Linked DNA regions of Homo sapiens: region 1 is linked to region 2. Evidence: read pairs that join two places in POLR2A ChIA-PET (ENCODE). Cell type or tissue: IMR-90. All regions are shown on one strand. Region 1 overlaps PRR5L (proline rich 5 like). Region 2 overlaps LDLRAD3 (low density lipoprotein receptor class A domain containing 3).

The links. ChIA-PET counts read pairs that join two places held together with the same protein. Peaks named below come from ENCODE experiments on the same cell type or tissue, not always from the same donor. Only the 100,000 strongest peaks of a DNase experiment are listed, where the experiment ranks them.
Region 1: POLR2A ChIA-PET joins it to region 2 with 7 read pairs; 2 of 35 experiments call an interaction of 5 or more read pairs at or near these places.

The regions. Positions count from the first base shown.
Region 1 is chr11:36,429,404-36,434,403 of GRCh38, forward strand. It overlaps PRR5L (proline rich 5 like), which reads left to right. Exons shown (of 9, transcript NM_001160167.2): 5 at 2,450-2,507. Among named protein-coding and RNA genes, the nearest start is that of TRAF6, 78 kb to the right of the region's middle. In IMR-90, a CTCF peak has its summit at 2,590; a DNase peak (open chromatin) is centred at 2,588; H3K4me3 peaks cover 377 bases; H3K27ac peaks cover 343 bases.
Region 2 is chr11:36,082,634-36,087,633 of GRCh38, forward strand. The region is part of intron 3 of LDLRAD3 (low density lipoprotein receptor class A domain containing 3); the gene reads left to right. Among named protein-coding and RNA genes, the nearest start is that of MIR3973, 75 kb to the left of the region's middle. In IMR-90, no CTCF peak of the experiment used is centred here; no DNase peak of the experiment used is centred here.

The DNA.
Region 1 (5,000 bases), 350 kb after region 2:
AGGACCTAAAATTCTAACAAATGAATGGTTTGAATTAATTTCTGTTAACTCATGCTATCACCTGGACTAGGTTTTCATTTCTGTCCATGCCTCAGTTCCCCCTATCCTCCCCCCATGTAGATAATTATAGTGATAGAACAAAATGATGAAAATTGAATCACAGAGGCGATCTCTATTACCTCTATAGGTGCATCTCAGAAATGTGAAATTAGGGAGGGTTAGGAAAGTTGTTTTAATAGAAGCCTGGAACATCAGTGTTGACACTAGATGTGCTGAGAAGAATGACATTTAGGAGCCCATGCACAGAATGCTAAGGGGACGTTCTGAGAACCTCACCTGGACTAGGTGAAAGGGACCAACCAGGTGGAGACTGCAGGGCACAAATGAGATTTGTGCTAAGAAGCATTCAGGTGGAGTGGTTGCCATCTGAACACACCTCCACAGACCACTCATGTCCAGCTCAGCTGTCACAAGATGTCGATTTGGTGCTGATGTATTTTCTTGCTTTCTGACCCAGAAAGTCTTGCCATGACCCAGCTGGGATTCATGAACTTGGCTGGAAGCTAAAGAACAGGTTAGGGCTTTGTCTTTATTGCCTGTGTGTTTCACAATTCTTTGTGAAGGAATTGCTTTTTTTTTTCCTTTAACAAAGTTGGTGTATTCCTATATGGTGTCACTGTAACTTTGATTTGGTGTTCTATCTGCCATCTTGAAACTACATGGTGGCTGGGTGTGGTGTCTCACACCTGTAATCCCAACACTTTGGGAGGCCGAGGTGGGCAGATCACTTAAGGTCAAAAGTTCGAGACCAGCCTGGCCAACATGGTGAAACCCCGTCTCTACCAAAAAAGTACAAAAATTAGCTGGGCATGGTGGCTGGTGCCTGTAATCCCATCTACACAGGAGGCTGAGGTGGGAGAATTGCGTGAACCTGGGAGACAGAGGTTGCAGTGAGCCAAGATCCCACTACTGCACTCCAGCCTGGGTGACAGATCAAGACTCCATCTCAAAAGAAAGAACTACCTGATGACCAGTTACTTTTTCAAATTAGGTCATATTTTGTAAATCTTAATAGGAGTATGAATTTGGTTAATGTGTATCCATCACAGAAATGGGATAGTACCTTTGATAAAATGTTCTATTAGTACATTTTATAAAGGCCCATTCACTACTGACTCTCAGCCTCCCACTCCTTTTTTGAAGAAGTTGGGCTGAGATAGCAGCTATTACTATTCCTACCACCAGTGCTGATTACTAAGGACATAAAATACTGTGTGTATGTGTTTATAATGATTAATGTGTTTATAATGATTATAATGAAGAATGTTATGGTATTGCTAGTATTATGCCATTTTACATATGAGGAGCTTGGGACTCAGGGAAATTAAATACAAAATCGCACAGCTAGAATGTAGCTGAGCTGGAACTTGAACTGATACCCAAGTTCTTTCCACTCTGCTCCATATGCTTCTTTTATCATTGCAGTAGGATCTAGGGTTTTATAATGGAGAAGGCTAAAGAATGCATTAGGTACTTTGGTAAGATACATATCACCTTTGCAGCTGCCTCTCCCATAATCATAGGCCTGGGTAATCTAATAATATGACATGAGTGTAAAGACACCAGCCCGTCATTGATCTCTGAGCTTCTGTGACTTGCAGAAGTCTTAGGGGGCCAACTATAGCCTTTCAAGGGAAGAAAGGGGTCTGGGTGGGAAGACTTGCTGGAAGGCAGCGAAGTGGAGTGGAAAGAACATGGCTTACAGACCCAGGAAGACCAGGTCTGTCTGCCTTGAGCAGTCTCTTCACTAACCATCAGTAAAGTGAGGACAGTAGCACCAACTTGATAGGATTGAATTAAATGAGATGAAGGATATAAATCTTATGATGTAGACAGGACGCTCAACAATTGTTAGTTGCAGTTGCAAGAGGACTTTACTTTCTCTTTCCACAATTTCCCATGCACACATTCATTGACAGATGCATATTCACTGCTGCTTAAGATTTTGCACGCAGTCTCTTTCATGCTAGTGTGAGAAGCCCTAAATTTATCTTTTTTTTTAAAAAAAAATATGTTATTTCTGCATAGTTTCCCATTGCCTCAATGCTTCCTTTTGTGAGTTTAGATCACTAAGGGCCTCTAGGACACTGGGTGTCAACAATAGCGAATTCATCCCAAGTTTGTGTCATGCCTCTTCCCTCGTCTGAGGGATGAGGGTGGCGGTTGGGTTTGCCTCTTATCTCACTCGTTCTTTTGCTATGGGAAGTCTCACTGTCTTCTCCGGAAGCCTTAACCTTCCAAGAGGAAAAAAGGCTTCTTAAACTCCGAGGCACGGCTAGAACACAAGTGCCTAGAACTCTGTGCCCTTGCCCACTGGAAGTGGAAGAGGGTTCATCACTTACGCTCTGGAGTTGTCCAAATTCTTATGTTCTTTGTTCTCTTTTGGCAGAACCAGCTTCTTGCAAAAGGACTGTTCTTTGTGGAGGAGAAGATCAAGCTGTGTGAAGGCAAGTACAAGACAGCCCTGGTAGACTGGGGCCTCTGTGACTCAGTCTTTGATGTCTGGACGGCTGAGATGCTTCTGTCCAGAAGGGGCAGGCTCCAAGCGAGTGATTCACCCTGTCCGTTTCCTCCCTACCTAGGCAGCAGCACTTTGATTTGAGTCAGCTGCTCACAGCAGTGCAAGTCAGAACTGTGTTTCAGAAAAATGTAGTGGGACGGGGTGGTTTCTTTGGAGACCTTGTTCAGGGTTTTTTTTTGTTTTGTTTTTGTTTTTGTTTTTGTTTTTGTTTTTAATGGGATGCAGGCTGGTGGTCACCTTTGAAGGTATAAGTTATACTGTGAATCCTCCATGCTATTTCCTCTGGTCTGTCCCGAGCTATTTCCTACAGGCCTTTGTAATATTTCTGGGGAGTCATAGAAGAGAGGAGTCCTGTCCATTTGCAGGACATTAGGCTAAGCAGGCACTCACTCAATAGGGTATGATTTGATAGATAAAGGGAAATTTCCTGATCTTAGAGTTTAAAGTCCAACTGACAGGAAAGAAAGGAACTGAATGGAGATAGAAACAGGTTCCAAAGGCAAGAATTAGCCAACCCCATGACTCTACCAAGGGCTACTCTTAGCTCCCACCAAAGTGGGGCTTGATCTTAGCTTGCCACCTCCTTCTTGGGTGACTTTTGGTTAGTTACTAGTTTCTCCAAGTCTCAGCTTTTATCATTTTTGAAGTGATAAATTGGGGTGAGGGGTTGTAGGGAATATAAGGCACATGAGTGGCATAACACCATACCTGGCACACAGGCGAACATACCGGACCCTTTCTTTTTTTTCTGCTCCAGCCTAATGAACCGTAGATCAAACTTACTTCCAGATCCAGACTTATTAGGTGTCATGTCATCATCCTTTTGTTTCTTCCCATTCCCTGGGAAAGACACGAGTGTGTCCAGGAAAGGGGCTCCTAGAAAGACAAAGTAGGAAGGAAAATGAGAAACTGACGCTGGAAAGTTCCAAGGTCTGGCAAACAGTTAATGCTTACCAAGCCTTGGGAAGAATAGAGGTTAGAAATTAACCTTTGCACATTTGAGAGTTGGCTGAACCTGTAGCCATTCTTCCCTTGAATACATCGATGACATTTTTTTTTCAACCTTATAAATACCCAATAACCCAAGACCTTTAGAAAAAAAAATTTAAATTGTGGTTAAACAAAACCCCACACAATATAAAATATACCCTCTTTATAATTTCAGTACTTTACAGTTCAGTAGTGTTAATTATATTTACATTGTTGTGTAACAGATCTCTAGAACTTTATCTTGCAAAACAGAAACTCCACGTCCATTGAACAACTCCCAACATTGCCCCCTTTCCTCAGCCCCCGACAGCCACCATCTTATTTTTTGTTTCCATGCTTTGACTAATCTAGGCGTCTTATAAGTGGAATCATATGGTGTTTGTCCTTTTGAGACTGGCTTAGTTTTATTCAGCATAAGGTCCTCAAATTCATGTTGTAGCATGTGACAGGATTCCCTTCTTATTTTAAGGCTAATATTCCATTTTATGTGTATGCTACATTAGCTTTATCCTCTCATGTGTCAAAGGAAGGGGCTTATTCTTAGGTGACTTGCTTTGACCAAGAATTTAGTGGCTCTTTTGCTTCTTTTTTTGAGACAGAGTCTCACTTCTGTGGCCCAGGCTGGAGTACAGTGGCATGATTTCGTCTCACTGCAACCTCCACCTCCCAGGTTCAAGTGATTCTCATGCCTCAGCCTCTTGAATAGCTGGGATTACAGGCACGTGCCACCACGCCCAGCTAATTTTTGTATATTTAGTAGGCGTTTCACCATGTTGGCCAGGCTGGTCTCGACTCCTGACCTCAAATGATCCACCGCCTTGGCCTCCCAAAGTGCTGGGATTACAGGCATGAGCCACTGTGCCCAGCCCTCTTTTGCATTTTGGAGTCAGGCTAGTACAAAAATGTGGAAGACAACTGCGTGGTAAAGGGAGGGAAAGGAAACATTATCCCTGGCCATATTAATTGTATGTATGTTATCTGGGGAGTTATTACAAGCTCCTGGAAATGTGGAAAAACAGCTCTATGAAAAAGAAACTGAATAAAACCAGAGGTTCAAGTGCCCTTAAAAGGGGAAGTTGAATGTCTCTCACCCAAGTAACCCTCATCATAGATACACTCAGAGTGAAAACTCAGAAATGGGGCTAGACAGGATGAACAAAGTTCATCCAAGATTCTGTCCCCCTGCCCTGGCATGGCCTGAGAGCACCAGGCCTGGCATATTCTCTGAGTCTCTTCTAGTCTTAGAGTTCTGGGTGTTGGGGCCTGTTCTGTACAGTGAATAGGCATGTGGGGAACCTTTAAGGGACTCTGCCATCTTCAACCAGGCATCTCTACTTTTTAATTTTATGTATTAGAACTCCAAGAAAAATTGTGTTTGGATAAAACTTGCTATAAAACAAAGTTTGAAAACAATTAATATGATCCGTCC
Region 2 (5,000 bases):
GCTGTATAATATTCCCCTGGTATCAGTGTGCATGCACACACATACTCATGTTCACTCCCTCTTTCCTTGCAGCTTAGCAGTCTTGCTGTTGGGTTTAACTACTCCTTGCCTTGGATACATGCAGATCCTTCCTTTTAGCATCCTGCTGTCCACAATGACTTTGCGTACAGCAGCCTCAGTGACCTTCAAGCCTCTCTTCTTCGCCTTTAATACTGGCCCAGCTCGCCCATCAGGTTGCTTCATACCTGCCACTGGTCACTCTGGTCACTGTTTCTTCTTCTTTCCCCATTCCTCAAAATGTTTAGACTACTTGAGCATTCATAATTATCATTGGCTCTGAACAAACTTACACGTTTATTTTCTGTGCATATATATATAAAAGACTTTATGTTTTAGAGGGGTTTGAGGTTCACAGCAAAACTGAGAGGAAGGTACAGAGATTTTCCAAATCCTCTGCCCCAACACATACACAGCTTCTCCCATTATCAATATCCTCGGCCAGTGTGATACAATCGTTACGATCAAACCTGTGTTAACACATCAAGTCCATAATTTACATTAGGGTTCACTCTGGTGTTGAACATTCTATGGATCTTGATAAGTATATCATGACACATAGCCACCATTATAGTATCATACGGAATAGTTTCACTGCCCTAAACATTTTCTGTGCTTGTCCTATTCATCCCTTTTTGTACCCCCACCACATATTTTAATAAATATTTTTCTTCTCATTATTGTAAAGAACTTGGAAAATATAAACAAGTATAAAGAAGAAAGCAAAACTGCCCATATCCCGTAAGTTAGAATGAGACACTATTCATATTTATCCCATTGTTGGAGATACTAGATTGCTGGAGAATTAGATGAAATAATAACCGAAAAGTAGTCAGTATAATGGCTGGCACAGAGTAATTGATTTTTTAAAATAGTGGTTTAAAACAAAACTGTAAGAGAAGACCATAGTTACTAGGATTTTGCCTTTGATTTTGGACTTACAATATACTTCTTTTGTATTTTAGTTAATCCTTTAGTAAGTGAGTATCAGCTTGATCTCTGCTTCCTGCTGTCCATGGGGATCTTATAATCTAAGGGAGAAATTACACACACACACACACACACACACACACACACACACACACACACACCCCAGAATAATCCAATGGCAATAAAATGCAAGTATGACGCATTATAGTATAAGCATTCTAAATGATTATGTCATCCTATATATTCCCTGCCATAATTAAAGACCTTGTATGATTTAAATGTTTGGACATTTGTCTTTAATTTTCTCTTTTTTTTTGAGACAAGGTCTTGCTCTGTCACCCAGGCTGGAGTGCAGTGGTGCCATCACAGCTCACTCCAGCCTCAACCTCCTGGGCTCAGCTAATCCTTCTACCTCAGCCTTGTGAGTAGCTGGGATCACAGGAGTGTGCCACCACACCCTCCTAATTTAAAAGCAATTTTTTTTTGTAGAGATGACATTTTACCCTGTTGCCCAAGCTGGTCTCGAACTCCTGGGCTCAAACAATCCTCCCGCCTTGGGTTCCCAAAGTGCTGGGATTATAGGCATGAGCCACCATGCCTGGTCTGGTCTTTAATTTTCTAAATGAGTAAATTATACCCATTCCAAACTATGCCAATGAGGATTAAGCCAGCATCTTCCTCTGACATAGCTACCATTTAAAAATAGTGGTTCTGAAGCCGGGCGAGGTGGGGCACCCGTCTTAACCCTAGCTACTCCAGAGTGTGAGGTGGGAGGATTACTTAACCCCAGGAGTTCAAGGTCAGCCTGGGTAACATAGCAAGACCCCATCCCTATAAAAATAAATAAGTAAATACAATTTTTTTTAATTAGAAAAAATAGTGATTCTAGCTCACTATGTTGGAAAGTGGTAAATAAAAGTATGAGTCAAACTATTTATCCCCTCGTTCCTATGTGAATTATACTTCAGAGTAATCAAATAGCTGACTTTAAAAGGTTATTTTTTATTGAAGAATACCAGCTAATAGAAGAATAAAGAAATTAGAGTATCTTCATTTTGTAACTCCTAATGAAAAATGGGTCTAGGTAATGATCATCAATGACTGCTTAAAACCATTAGGTAAAAAATTGATGGGGCCTTCATAATGGAGAGATCAGGCTGAAAACTCCTGAATCTACCAGTCAGTCTTCTCACAGCTTTGAATCAGTGTGGATTCACTTCAAGTAGAATGTATTAATAGAAACCTTGCCACTCTCTAGGTCGCTTTAGAGTATAGTTGTCTTATATAATACATCTGTGTACGTTAGCCACCCCACAAGACCGTGTTTTAATTTTTGCTTTAAATATTCAAACATATTTTGAAGAGTTCCAAAGGTATTGTATTTACCCAGATATTCACCATTTGATCACTCTTTCCTTCATTCATGATATTGCCAAGTCTTCTTCTAGTATCATTTTCCTCCTCTGTGAAGAAATTCCTTTAGCAATTCTTCTGAAGTTGGCAACAAATTATGTTAGCTTGCCTTCATCTGAGAATGTCTTTATTTCACCTTCATTCCTAAAGGATATTTTTACTGCATATAGAATTCTGAGCTGACAGTTCTTTTCTATAAGCACTTTAAGTATGCCACTTCTATCTGGCTTTTACGATTTCTGGAGAGAAATTTACAGTCGTTCAAGTTGTTTCCCCGTAGATTATATATCATTTTTCTTTAGCTGCTTTGAACTGTTTTTTTTTTTTTGTCTTTAGTTTTCATCAGTTAGATCATAGCGTGTCTGGGTATAATTTCTTTGAGTTTATCCTGTTAGGGTTCTCTGAGCTATTTGAATCTGTAGGTTTTTGTCTTTTGCTATACATGTTCAGCTATTATTTCTTCAGATATTTTAAAAGTATTATACGTTTTCTCCTTTCTTTATGGGAGTCTAATGACAACAATGTTAGATCTGTTTTTATAGTCCCACAAGTCCCTGAGGCTCTGTGAGTTTTTATTTTTTTATATTTTGGGGGGTAGGTCAGGGTTTCACTCCATCACCCAGGCTAGAGTGCAGTGGTGCGATCATGGCTCACTGCAGCCTCAACTTCCTGAGCTCCAGTGATCCTCCCTCCTCAGCCTCCTGAGTAGCTGGGACCACAGGCATGCACCACCATGCCTGGCTAATTTTTTTTTTATTGTATTTTTTGTAGAGGTGGGTTTTGATATGTTGCCCAGGTTGGTCTCAAACTCCTGAGCTCAAGTGATCCGCCCGCCTCAGCCTCCCAAAGTGCTGGGATTATAAGCATGAGCCACCACACCAGAGCTCTGTTCATTTTTAATCACTCCTTTTTCTTTTTATTGTTCATATTGGACAATTTCTGTTAATCTGTCATCAAGCTCACTTACTCTTTCATCTGTCATCTCCAGTCTGCTTTCAAGCCTATATAGTGTTTTGTTTTGTTTAGTTGTTTAAATTTCAGTTACTGTATCTTTCTGTTCTAAAATTTCTTTTTGGTTTTCTTTATATCTTTCTTTGCTGAGACTTTCTGTTTTTCCATTTGTTTTGAGAGTGTGTGTGATTGCTTACTCGAGCATTTATGTAATAGCTGCTATAAAATCTTCATCATATAACTTCAACATCTGTGTCATCTTGGCATTTGTCTGTTGATTGTCTTAACCCAAATGAATTGAGATTTTCTTGGTTCTTAATATGACAAGAAATTTTGGATTATATTCTGGATATTTTGATTATTATGTGTGACACTCTGGGTCTTATTTGAAGCCTAGCGGGAGTGCTTATATATGTGTTTTTGTAGGTAAATGACCTGCGCAGGTCAGGCCACAGTTTTCTACCAGCCCTCTGTGGGCTATGGTTACAATCGTTTTCACGCTGTTTTTGCAATGCTATTTGGATGTATCCTGCCTATGGCCCTACCAGTAGTTTGTGAGTTCAGTCTTTGATGTGCTGATTAGGACCAGGTCCATGTGCATGCAGCTTGAGGGGATCATCCTAGGAGTTTGTAAACAGTTTTATGGGTTAGCTTTTCTGAGCTCCTTTCTCTTCTTAGTGTCTCTGGTTCTTTCCAGTTCCCTGGGGCTCCAAAAGGGAGAAAATACGGTAAACTCGCCACCATTTTGGTGATAGTTTAAATTTTGGTCTTATTCTCCATTTGGCCTGCTCCAAATTACCCTTCACAGCTACTGCATGCATTCTCTTCAGGTTTTTTAAGTGATATTCAGTGGGAAAGCCAGAGTGAGGTGTGATGACTGCATCTGACCTGGAGCAGGAACTTCTATAAGCCAGTTTCAGCAGCACAAAAAGACAGTCGTCTGATGCAGTGCAAAGGAATACGCATCACCATTATGAGATTGTTCTGCCAAAATCATCCCACCTGAATCTGATTGAGCCTCTAAATCTAACCATTAGTTTACTGGAAATTCAGGGACAGGGGAATATGTTAATGACCCCACAGGGAGGCAAACTTTTAGATACAGAATGTGGGAAATTCTTTAAGACCCAGTTTCATTCATAAATAAACTCTAAGAAAAAAAAACAGAGGAAAAGGGAACTTACAGATTAAGAGAGTAAAAGACAAATTAACTAAATGTGATGTGTGGACCATATTTGAATGCTGATCATACAAATCAACTATTAAAAAAATTGAGATAGAGAAATTTAAATCATGGTTTGATACTTGATATTAAGGCATTATTATTTATTTTTAATTGTAAGAATGATATTGTGTCTATTTTTTAAAGTCCTTATCTTTTAGAAATATAGTGAAGTATATAAAGAGATTATGTGCTATCTGGGATGCACTTCAAGCCAATTCCATCAGGGATTGAAACAAAATGTTCAGTGAGTTGATAATTGTTAAACCCATGGAGTTCAATAAACCAGGCTGTATTTTTGTATATGTCTGAAATCTTCCATAATGAAATGGTGAGAAGAAATAAATAAAAGTTAAAGAAGTGGTTCTGTTTGGTGATGTCTTGACTTTAACAAAAATAACTAGAGAGTTATATTTTTAAAGAACTT